Regions from separate parts of the Homo sapiens genome. Here region 1 is linked to region 2. The links are chromatin loops, found by intact Hi-C in ENCODE. Cell type or tissue: chondrocyte. All regions are shown on one strand. Links, peaks and the distances in the headings refer to the core of each region. The heading gives the core; the rest is flanking DNA. Region 1 has its middle 91 kb from the start of CDH5. Region 2 holds the start of LOC124903698.

Evidence for each region. A loop is a pair of places that touch in the nucleus more often than their neighbours do. Peaks named below come from ENCODE experiments on the same cell type or tissue, not always from the same donor. Only the 100,000 strongest peaks of a DNase experiment are listed, where the experiment ranks them.
Region 1: a loop joins it to region 2, with 5 times the contacts of the local background. A loop is called at or near these places in 7 of 110 quality-filtered maps.

What each region holds. Positions count from the first base shown.
Region 1 is chr16:66,272,823-66,278,192 of GRCh38, reverse strand. No RefSeq gene overlaps it. Among named protein-coding and RNA genes, the nearest start is that of CDH5, 91 kb to the left of the region's middle. In chondrocyte, for the core only: CTCF peaks have their summits at 2,170 and 3,637 (motif pointing left); no DNase peak of the experiment used is centred there.
Region 2 is chr16:66,481,463-66,486,810 of GRCh38, reverse strand. BEAN1 (brain expressed associated with NEDD4 1) reads right to left here. Exons shown (of 5, transcript NM_001178020.3): 5 at 3,978-5,348. LOC124903698 reads left to right here and starts at 529. Exons shown (of 5, transcript XM_047435016.1): 1 at 529-5,348. The coding sequence starts at 1,662. The coding sequence ends at 2,267. RefSeq lists a silencer at 1,792-1,861 and an enhancer at 1,674-2,654. In chondrocyte, for the core only: CTCF peaks have their summits at 2,682 and 2,888 (motif pointing right); DNase peaks (open chromatin) are centred at 2,930 and 5,260.

The DNA.
Region 1 (5,370 bases), core at 210-5,209, 210 kb after region 2:
AGGTGAACGAGTGCTCTGAATGCCTGGAGATCTGCCCAGTCGTGAAGCAGAGAGGGCCTCCTGGTACCAGGATCTCTGCACAGGAAGGATGGGGTAACTCGGGCGGCTAATCTGTGGGAGCAGATGCTCTGAATGCCTAGAGAACAGCCTGGGTGTGGAGAAGAGAGGGTCCTACTGCACACAGTCCATTCCCAAGAAGGGTGGGGCAGCTCAGGCTGCTGGTCCAGGCAAGTGGGTGCTCTTAATGCCTGGCGCTCTACCGGGAGGTAGAGCAGAGAGGGCCCCACTGCACCATGATCCCAGGGAGCAGGCTGCGGCACCCAGAAGTGACACATGCAGACCAGACTGGTTCCAGGTTGCCAAGCTGGCCCTGGCTGCAGTTCTCATCACCCAGAAGAAACCATGCTGTAGTAGCTCTCCTCCCTCCCCAGGTCTGCAATGGAGAAAAGCACAATTCCAATGCTTACTGTTGAGGTGCTTTCCACAGTTCTGGCCATGGAGGCCTGTACCCTGGTCCAGAGCAAGTGCTCCAATCTCTGGCCTGAGACTAAAATGCCTGTGCAGCCACACTGCCAGGTTGCCAAAGAGTAACTGACTTTGTATACACTCATATTGAAAATGGCACCCTGCTCTCAGTTCCAGGTCTGGGAAAATGCCTGCAGCTTTTCCAGGTACCTTTCTCTCTCAGCATCTCCAAGCCTCTCCCTGAGTTGGCTCCAGGGCTTGGGAGAAACAAAGCGCTTTCCCTTGGCTTGGATTGCTGTGTTCCCCAGAGGAAAAGTGAATCACAAAAGGAGGCTCCCTGCCCCACTCATGCACTGGGGCTTTACTCACTTTCATCATTGAGACGCAATCACAGGGGCTGTTTGCCCACCTTCTCGTCCCCAGGATTTAGGGTGTCCTTCATGATTCCAGTGGATTCCCAGGTTTTTTTTTTCTTGAATTAAAGCTCAGAGTTGATCTTTATGTAGTATTTTGCTATTTCCAAGTTTTTGAAGCATACTGAAAGCCTCTACTTCATCACCTTGAAAAGGCAAAACTAGAGGCTTTCAGTGTGCTTCAAAAACTTGGAAATAGCAAAATACTACATAAAGACCAACTCTGAGCATTAATTCAAGAAAAAAAAAAAACAAAACTGTCTCATTTTTAAAGGATAGTTTTTCCAGTTTTAGTATTCTTGATTGATAGCTTTTTTCCTTCAGCACTCTGAGTACATCATTCCACTGCCTTATGGCTAAAAGGTTTTTGCTGAGAAACCTCCTGATAATCTTATAGAAGCCTCTTTGTCTGTGATGAAGCACTTTTACTACTTTCAAGGCTTTCTCTTTGTCTTTTGACAGTTTGATTATAATGTGTCACAGTTTGGGCCTCTTTGATTTTATACCAGTTGGAATTCATTGAACTTGGACTTCTATTTTCATTTGTTTCCTCTGATTTGGGAAGTTTTTGGCCATTTCCTCAAATAAGGTCTCTGCCCCTTTCTCTCCTACTTCTAGGATTTCCATAGTGTATAAAAGGGTCTGCTTGATGACGTCCCATAAGTCCCTTAGGGCCTTTTCAGTTTTCTTAATTATTTTTTCTTTGTGCTCCTCTGACTTGATTCAAATGAACGATCTGCAAATTTGCGAGTTCTTTCTTCTGCCTAAGTCTGCTTTGAACAGCTGTAGTGAATTTTTCAACTTAGTTATTGTATTTTTTAGCTCTAGAATTTCTGTTTCTTTAGTTTATTTCTGTTGACATTCTCACTGGACTCATCCAGCATTTTCCTGATTTCACTTAGTTGTCTATCTGTGTTCTCTTTTAGCTCACTGAGCATCTTCAACACAGTTGTTTTGAATTCTTTGTGAGAAAGTTCAGCAATTTGCATTTCTTTAGGCTTGGTTACTGGAGTTTTATTTTGTTCATTTGATTGGGCCATGTTTACCTGTTTATTTGTATGCCTTGTGATCTTTTGTTGAGATTTTGGCATTTGAAAAAACAACCACCTCTCCCAGTCTTTATGAATTGGCCTCACGCACGGGGAGACTTTTACCAATCAGCCTGGCAAAAGGTTCTGGGACCTCTCAAATCTTTTCTGGGGATGTGTCTTCTCTGGCCTTGTGCATGCCTGTTTAACCGTCTCGAATTCCCTAGTCTATTTCTTCTCAAGAGACATAATCTCTTGCTCCTCCTGCTGTCTTCCTGTGGAACTGCATAATCTCTGCAGCTGTAACGTTCCTTGGAGCTTGCCTGTTTCCAGTGGCTTCTGTGCTGCCATTCCTGTCTGTGCTCTGAGTCAGGCAAGACAGAAGTCAGTCTCTCAGGCAGCCCCCAGACAAGCCAGAACATTGGCTGCACAAGTCAATGTTTGGTTTTCAACCCGAGGGAGTAGTTCTGGTATGGGAGGTTTTCTCATGGTTGTGCCACATTATACTGGGCCCAGGAATCTCTTATCAAATCCCTTACCACTTTGTGACATCATAAAATAGTGGCAGTATTTTTCTTTAGTCAAAAGTCAACCAAATATATGCTGCTTCAGCAGCTGGATTGTAACCTCTAAAGAAGGAGGTTCCAATGATATCAAGGGAGGAAGAAGGAAATAGCAATTCTTTTCCAACTCCAGCTCCGTCTGTTTCAGTCTCTGCACCAGGCACTTTACTCACGTGGTCTTTTTTACATCTTGTAAAGCAGGTGGTGTTATCCCCATTATGCAGATGAGGAGCCTGAGGGCTGGGGAGGGTATGTGACTTTCTATGTTCTGAGCTGTAGAAGCTGGATTTGAACCCAGGTCTGCCTAACAGCAAAGTTGGTAAAATACCTGAGACTGGGTAGTTTATAAAGAAAAGAGTTTTAATTGGCTTATGGTTCTGCAGACTCTACAGGAAGCATAGTGGCTTCTGCTTTTGAGGAGGCCTCAGGAAGCTTCCAATCATGGCAGAAGGCAAAGGGGGAGCAGGTGTCCTACATAGCAGGGGCAGGAGCAAGAGAGAGAGACAGTGAAAGGGGAGGTGCCACACACTTAAATAACCAGATCTCATGAGAACTCACTTACTATCATGAGAACCGCACCAAGAGGGTGGTGCTGCACCATTCATGAGAAACCCACTACCATGATGCAGTCACCTCCCACCAGACCCCGCCTCCAACACAGGGGATTACAATTTGACATGAACTTTGGCCAGGGACACAGATCCAAACCATATCAGTCTTTTTTCCATGACACTGAGCAAAAGGACCCAATCTTGGTCATATGTGTCCCTCACCCACCCCCAATGTGCCCAACAGAGTTCAGCAAGTGTTTATTGCACGAATGAGGCTAGAGATGCAACCAAGGAGACGCAGAGGAAACCAGCCTTGCCCCGCCACCTGCCCCCGCTTCCTTGCCTGTATGTCTGTTGACTTTTGCTTTCCCTTGGTTTATGCTCTAGGGGCCTGCGGGGTTTCTGAGCCTGGGCAAAACTCACTGAGGAAGGGAAAAAAATCTGCTCACCAGGTCACACAGCACATTTAAACAGATTAGGCAAAACCTCTCCCTTTCTCAAGACACTTCCATATATGGAAAATTATTGTAATGTACTGATTTTCTTAGCATGAGTCTCTTTACTGCCATCTTCTGGAAGTTTATGACAGTATACACATTTATGATTATGATGGATAGCAGGCAGTCCTTTGCACCCTAGGTGTGACACTCTTGTGCCACTTCTCTGTGGTGGCCATTCAGGGAGATGAATCTGGAACCTTCTGAAGCCTAGGAGAAGAGGTTTATGGATTCTATTTTTCTGTTTGGATTTGTTACCCTGGTCCTGCCCATTGTAAATCTCTGGGCTTCTTCGTGTTCACTACGCCCGCCCATACCTGATCTTGCCCTGGGGCCTGTAAGGAGTCTTGTTTAAATGCAAGCCATTGCAGGAGTGAAGGCTTAACATCCCATGAACTCCTTTAGTTTTCTGCCTCAGTTTCCTTGCTGGGCTGACAGCTCCGCCACCTGACCTAGCTTTGACCAGCCCTGGGACCTTGGCCACTGGAGGGTGCTATTAGCTGGGTTATTGCTGGGATAAACTTGACCACTGGACCTCACTGGCTGGGAACCTTTGAATGTCTTCTATTGGACTGTTAGTCATTCTCCTTTGGGGCTTACAAGGTTCACTCACTCAGTCACTCACTAATTCAATTCATGAGTTCAGCAGGTAATGACTAAGTCCCCACACCATGCCAGTACTGTGCTAGGCACTGGGGGATCAATGGTGAGAAAAACAAGCAAACAAGCACATGGGATGCAGCAGACACCTCTGGCACCCTGCTCATCACATTCCTTGGCCAGCTGTGATTTCAGTGCCAGCGACAGTGGCCGGTGGCCGTTTCCCTGACAGCTCAGAAAGCTTGCCTTGCTCTTACAGCATCCACTTCATGTATGGGACAGATGCCTGTTGGTTTTCTGCCTCAGGGTCTTCTCCAGCGTTGTGGGAACACTCTTAGCCCATGCAAGCCTGGCGGTGTGAAGGCACGAGTTAAAATGTACCCAGGATTTGTTTTAATCAGTATGGTCAGACACGCAGGCAGGGAGATGATTGTCATAAAGGAAGAAGTTTATACTAAGTACTCTAGAAATGGGAGGCACTGCACACTGCTACCTGGAACACATGGGAAGCGCCAGGGTCAGAAGGCAGAAGAGGGAGAGGGGAGAGCAAGGCTCAGAGCCTTTGTTGAGGATTTCTTGGGAAGGTGTGGGCAAGGCAGGGTAGGTAGACTGAGTTAGCTTAGGATGGATAGTGTGAATCACTGTGGAGGGCTCTGGGCTTTCAAGGTCATTCCTAGTTGTCTGGTTCTTGGCCCTGTAGTGATTTAGGGCAGAGAGAATATTGACTTGGCAGTTGGACGGTTGGGGGTGTGGGCTCTGGAACGATTGCTTTGTACATCAAAGGTGCAGTCACAGGGGAGTCCTTTGCTGTCTCTAGGAATTAGCTAGCTCTGGGAGGGGCAGTCTCTCCAGGATCAAGGCCCCAAATGCCGGAGCATCAGGAATACAGAAAATAAGAAAATGCAGTCAATACAGGGCATGAATCTTGTCCGGGGAAGCTCTCAGCCAATGAGGGCTGGGAGCTGGTGGATGAATGCTCCAGGCTCTTGGCCTTTAGGGGACTGATTCTGGGGACTTCATGCTGCTTGTCAGGAGGTCCCAGCTGCACTGAGCCTCTGTTGCCCAAAGCATTGATGACCGCAACACAACTTTTAATGATCTTACTCCTCCCTATGCCATTTTCCCTCAATCCTTCACTCTTGCTGTCTGGGAACCTCTCCCAAATAAACAACCTGCACTCCAGTCTTATCTCAGGCTGTGCCTTCTGGGAACCCCACATAAGCCACCTGACCCCTGCTGCCTTAGAGCTTTAC
Region 2 (5,348 bases), core at 349-5,348:
GCTCAGACTGAGATCTGAGGGGTAGGGCCTGTCCCTGTCAAGGGAACATGGCAGAGGCTGCTCGTCTGTGTGTCTCCAGTCCTCCCAGCCTCCTCCCCTCTTTTCTTTGCAGAACCCATTCCAGGAGAGATGAATGTGGCTCCTCCTCTTCCACCCTCCACAGAGTGGCAGGCAGGGAGGGGAGATGGAGGCATGGGAGATGTGCAAGGGCTGCTTTGGCATGACCCAGGCTCAGTCAGCCAGAGACCGTAATCCTGGCTGGGTGCGGTGGCTCACACCTGTAATCCCAGGACTTTGGGTGGCCAAGGCAGGCAGATCACCTGAGGTCAGGAGTTCAAGACCAGCCTGGCCAACATGGTGAGACCCCGTCTCTACTAAAAATACAAAAATTTAGCTGGGCGCAGTGACATGTGCCCGTAATCCCAGCTACTCAGAATGCCCGTAATCCCAGCTACTCAGGAGGCTGAGGCAGGCTAATCGCTTGAACCTGGGAGACGGAGGTTGCAGTGAGCCGAGATCGTACCACTGCACTCCAGTGTGGGCGACAGGGTGAGACTTTGACTCAAAAACAAACAACAAACAAACAAACAAACAACAGAGACCCTAATCCCAGCCATTCAGAGAGTCAGGGATGAGGACATGTCTGGGCCAGTTTTCTCTGAGACTTGGTATTTGCTCTCTGGGAGAGAGAGGATCTCTTTGTTTTGGATTATGAACCAACCAAAGTAGACTTGGGGCTTCCATACTTTTGTTCTGATGGGAGAATGAAGGCACTGTGGTGGACAGCAGAATCCAGAGAGAGATGACATACCTGCCCATATTCCCGGACTTTCTGGATCCAGCCATGCCTGACTTGGACAATTCAGTAAGTATTCTTCCTTGCTCATGAAGATTCAAGTTGGGTTTCTGACTCTTGCAGTTGGATAATGAGGCTCAGAGTGGCAGGGAGTGGAGGGTCCTTTTCAAGGGATGCTCTTCTACTCCACCACACAGTTCAGATGGTGCCAGCCTTGGGGTGGGCTGTGGACCAGGCAGCCACTGGCAGTGGAAGAGAGACAGGCAGCCCCAGGCCCCCAGGAGTCATGCTGGTGAGATGGTCAGTGGTGGCATGGCTGAGGTGGGGACGGCAGGGCCTGAGGACCTGCAACCTTGGATTTCTTGGAGACATGTTGGGCTGGCACAACTGGGCTGCCACCCTGGGGGTAAAGATCTGCCCAGCCCCCAAGCCCAGAGATACCCGGCCTGATCTAGGCAACCAGTCCTGGGCTCCAGAGAGTTCCTCTGGCCCCGAGGACGTGCAATGTGGGGTGAAGCAAAGCAGAGACCAGGACAGAAGATTCACTTCCTCAGACGATGAAGCTTACTGTCTCTCCACCGCTCATGCCAAGAGCCTGGACATGCAGGTGGGCATGGATAGGAACAGCTGAGTGGGAGTGTCAGTGGCACTGGAGTATGCAACACCAAGTGTGTACGTGCACAAGCTCTAAGTGAGAAGGGCACTAGTGTGTGTGCACCAAAGCTGTCTGAGCAAATGTCCACGAAACCACAGGAGGTGGAGCTGAGGGATGCTACATGTGAGTGTGTGCCAGGGGTATCTCTAGGAACTTGGGAGGGGCCCCAGTGTGTGTATGTGCATGTGGGCTTGGCCAGTGTGACAATGGATGTTCCTCGTGGTGGCTGTGAACAGCCTTACTCTGTATCAACCCTCCTTCCGCCCTCTTCTGGGCGATGCCTGTTGCTTGTGTGTGGCAGCAGCTGCTGGAGCCCTTTGCAGAGACCTGGGACCTCACCACACCCATACACGGGGACCCAATGATGGCTCTTGTGGACTATCACGATGGCGTCATCGCCAGCACGGTGACTCCCCTGAAGACTTTTTTCTGGCCAGAGGAGCCCATTTGGCCTCCACAAGGGGCAGGAATGAACATTCTCCAAAGGGCAGCCTCCAAAAATGTCTGCTGAGCATCAGGGTACAAACAACCCGTCTCTCCCACCTGAGGGCGGGCGTCACTTTGAGGTGCGTTCTACTCTGTGTCTCAGAGTCACCAGTGGGACTGCGCTCAGTGGCCTGCAGTGGTGACCTGCTTGGTGACCCCCTCACTGGCTTCCTTGCCTTTCTTGTTTCCTGCCTCACTCCATCTGGTACTCCTGGGAACACTTCCCTAACCAAACTCTCACCCACATCCTCATCCCAGGGTCTGGCCCTGGGGCCCCTGTCTCCATCGTCCTGTGATGCAGCTTCACCTTCCATCTCCTTGGGCCTCTGATGAGCCCAGGTACCTGGGGTGTTCTCCTTGGCCCCTGGCACAGACAGGCGGCATCTCCTTAGGAATGTGCAAAGGACCTTGAATGTGGTGCCATATGTGACACACCACAGCATAGGGCATGTCGTGGATGGAGGAGCAGGAAAAGCCAAGAGCGTGACAGTCCCAAAGGCCTGTGGGATCCTAAGTCTTTGTGGTGGGAGCTGGGTGTCGGTGTGGGGTGGTTTCGGTTGGGGGCAGCACATGGCTGGACACCATCACTGTGGAAGTTTCTGCATTCATTCCCAGGAGGTGGAGCCCCAGAGCACTGAGGTGGCACCAGAGCCATGCCTAGTGATGTTCAGAACAGAGGGCATGCAAAATGATTATTTTGCTTACAGAGAGGGGGACATAAGTGTCAGGCTTTGTCCAGAGAGTGATGCTGGCGGGGCGGGGGTGAGCCCCAAAAATGGAATACTTGAATGGGTTCAACCTCATAGAACATCTCAAGGGTGGAAGAAAAGCCCAGGGTTAAAATGACGGGTTTTGTCTGCAATTATGAGTGCTGGTGGGTATTGTGTTTCAAGGTGAGAGGAGGGGCTTCCTCATTCTTCAGGGCCTGACTTGTTCACTTTGAGCAGTGGCAGCAGCGAGCCGGCAGGTGGCAGTGTGGGCTCAGGGTGGGGGTGATAGGCGCAGCAGAGCCAGCCTTGGCCTGTCCAGCAGGGACGTGGGCTGGAGAACCAGAAGGATGAGCCTATCTCGTGGTCTTTCCCCCCGCTGCACCCTCCTTCAGGATTGCACCCCACTTTCAAGGCACTTGGGGTCTAAGACTATATTAATGGACTATTCGAATTTTGGATTGCACCCCACTTTCAAGGCACTTGGGGGCATCTAGGACTATGTTAGTGGGCTCTATTGGAGTTCTGGTGGGAGGGAAATGTGACAGAGGAAGGGGCCCAGGCTCTGTCCGCTAAGAGATCAATAGCCCAAGCCATGGTGTTGTGGAGGGCATGGAAAGGAAGAGGGGAATTCCTGCAGAGGGTGAGACAACAGCTCATTTCAGTTTCATTGCCACTTTCCTCTCTTTCCTGGTGGTACAAGCCATCAGGGTGCTACAAGCCAACTCCTGTTAGAGTAAAACGTGTAGTCTCTGAAGTTCCTAGAGTCAGGTCCTGAAGTTGATGGCCCATCCTCATGACGTTACACCAGCCATGTCTCAGAGAAATGATGCCAAGTTTCAGTGAGGTTAAAAAAAAAAAAGCAACTCCTGTAAGGCACTGACTATCCAAATATCCACATCAACAGGAAAATGACAAGGCTTCAATGGTGCTTAATCTTGAGAGGTAATGAATGGGTAGAGATTGCTAGCCGGAGGTGTATTTTCATTTTGTTGCTATTTAGTGTTTCCTTTTCTTACAAGTTTCAGAAGGTATAAACCCTACTCGGGAGGCTGAGGTGAGAGGATCGCTTGAGACCAGGAGTTTCAACTAGCCTGGGCAACATAGTGAGACCCTGTGTTTACAAAAATTCAAAATCAAAAATTAGCTGGGTATGGTGGTGCATGCCTGTAGTCCCAGCTGCTTAGGAGGCTGAGGTGGGAGGATCACTTGAGCCCAGGAGTTCAAGGCTACAGTGAGCTATGTTCATACCATTGCACTCCAGCGTAGGCGACTGAGTGAGACCCTGTCTGAAGAAAAAAAGAAAAGAAAAAAAGGAACCTTATGCACTCTCTGAAAGTGTTACTTCTTGCTACATTTTATTGATATTATGTATTTATTTTGAACACAGAAAAGATACATTGTTGCTTATTCATTGCCTAGTCCAGGAACAAGAAAAGCTATTCAGCTCCATCTTTCAAACACTGATGAGTAGGTAGGAATTTTTATCCCTTTTTTTCCCCCAGCACTCTCTGGAATTGCAGAAGCAGGATGTGTTTCTTAAAAGAGTCTCATTCCTGGACTGCATTTTAAAGGCTATACAGTACAACAGACAGATATTTTTTGCCTAGAAAACAGTACACCACTAAGGTGGTCAGAACTGCTTGTAAACAAGTCCCTCCCCCAGATGGAGTCTGGGGCTCCAGGAGGCTGCACGCAGGATGCTACAGAACTTCTGGGTGGATTCCTTTCAGCTCCGCACCAGAAGAAATGCTATCTCTACAGAAAATAAAATTCAAGATTGCCATCCTTGCCACTCCTCTGCTTAAGAAAGAGATTACTAAATAGTCTTAGCCCTTCATTGGAGGAACAGAAATGTGGGGAAGCAGGATAGGGTGCTGTTTTTTAACGACGAGGGACAAGAGGTGGGAGGGAGGCAGAGTGATGGCCGCTGGCGATGCTAGCAGGGACACTGCTCAGAGATGCTTGGCTGCCACCCTCTGTGGGCTGGGTCTTCAGGAATCACCTCTGTTACCTGCGTGGTCTTTGATGGAAATCGCTGGGGTTTCTTGGTCAAGATCTGAGCCAGCCTTTCTGCAGCCAGGCTGACCCTACAAATCCCCTTCTGTGGCAGCAAGGCTGAGTAGCCTTCTGGTCCTCTTGTGGTGGCAAGGTGGTATTTATGGGGAGCATATCCCCTTCATTTTGTCTCTGCAAACACCCACGTGGGCAAGGCCAGAACACAGCCACTCACCATCCCCAGCTATGAGCAGCCACCTAGAAGGACAGCACCAGCTCCGGGGTCTGGCTCTGACCCATTCGCGTGCAGGCCACAGTGGTCGGCCAGGCAGGGACTGAGGGAGGGGCCACTTCTCTGCCTCAGAGAGGTGCCCAGGCAGCACTGTGGTGAAGCCACCTGGAGAAGGGCAATGGCCTCATCTTCCTTGAAGACCCTTAGTCCTGGGCAGTGGCTGGACTGATGAGGGAACCGCCGCTGCACACCCACGGAGGGCCCTGCCCATCTACCTGGGGCCTGCAGCGTCAGAGATAGCTCTACTAGCACCACCTGACTGAGGGACTGAGGGTACTGGGGTTGGGAGGGGGCCTAGTGGGCTGTGAGGGCCTCCAGTTTGCGCCTGAGACCCCAGACCCAGGTCCCCCACCTTGTAAGTGGCAGGGTGGTGATGTTGTGGCTCATCTGCCCTGGAATCGAGAGATAGGCACA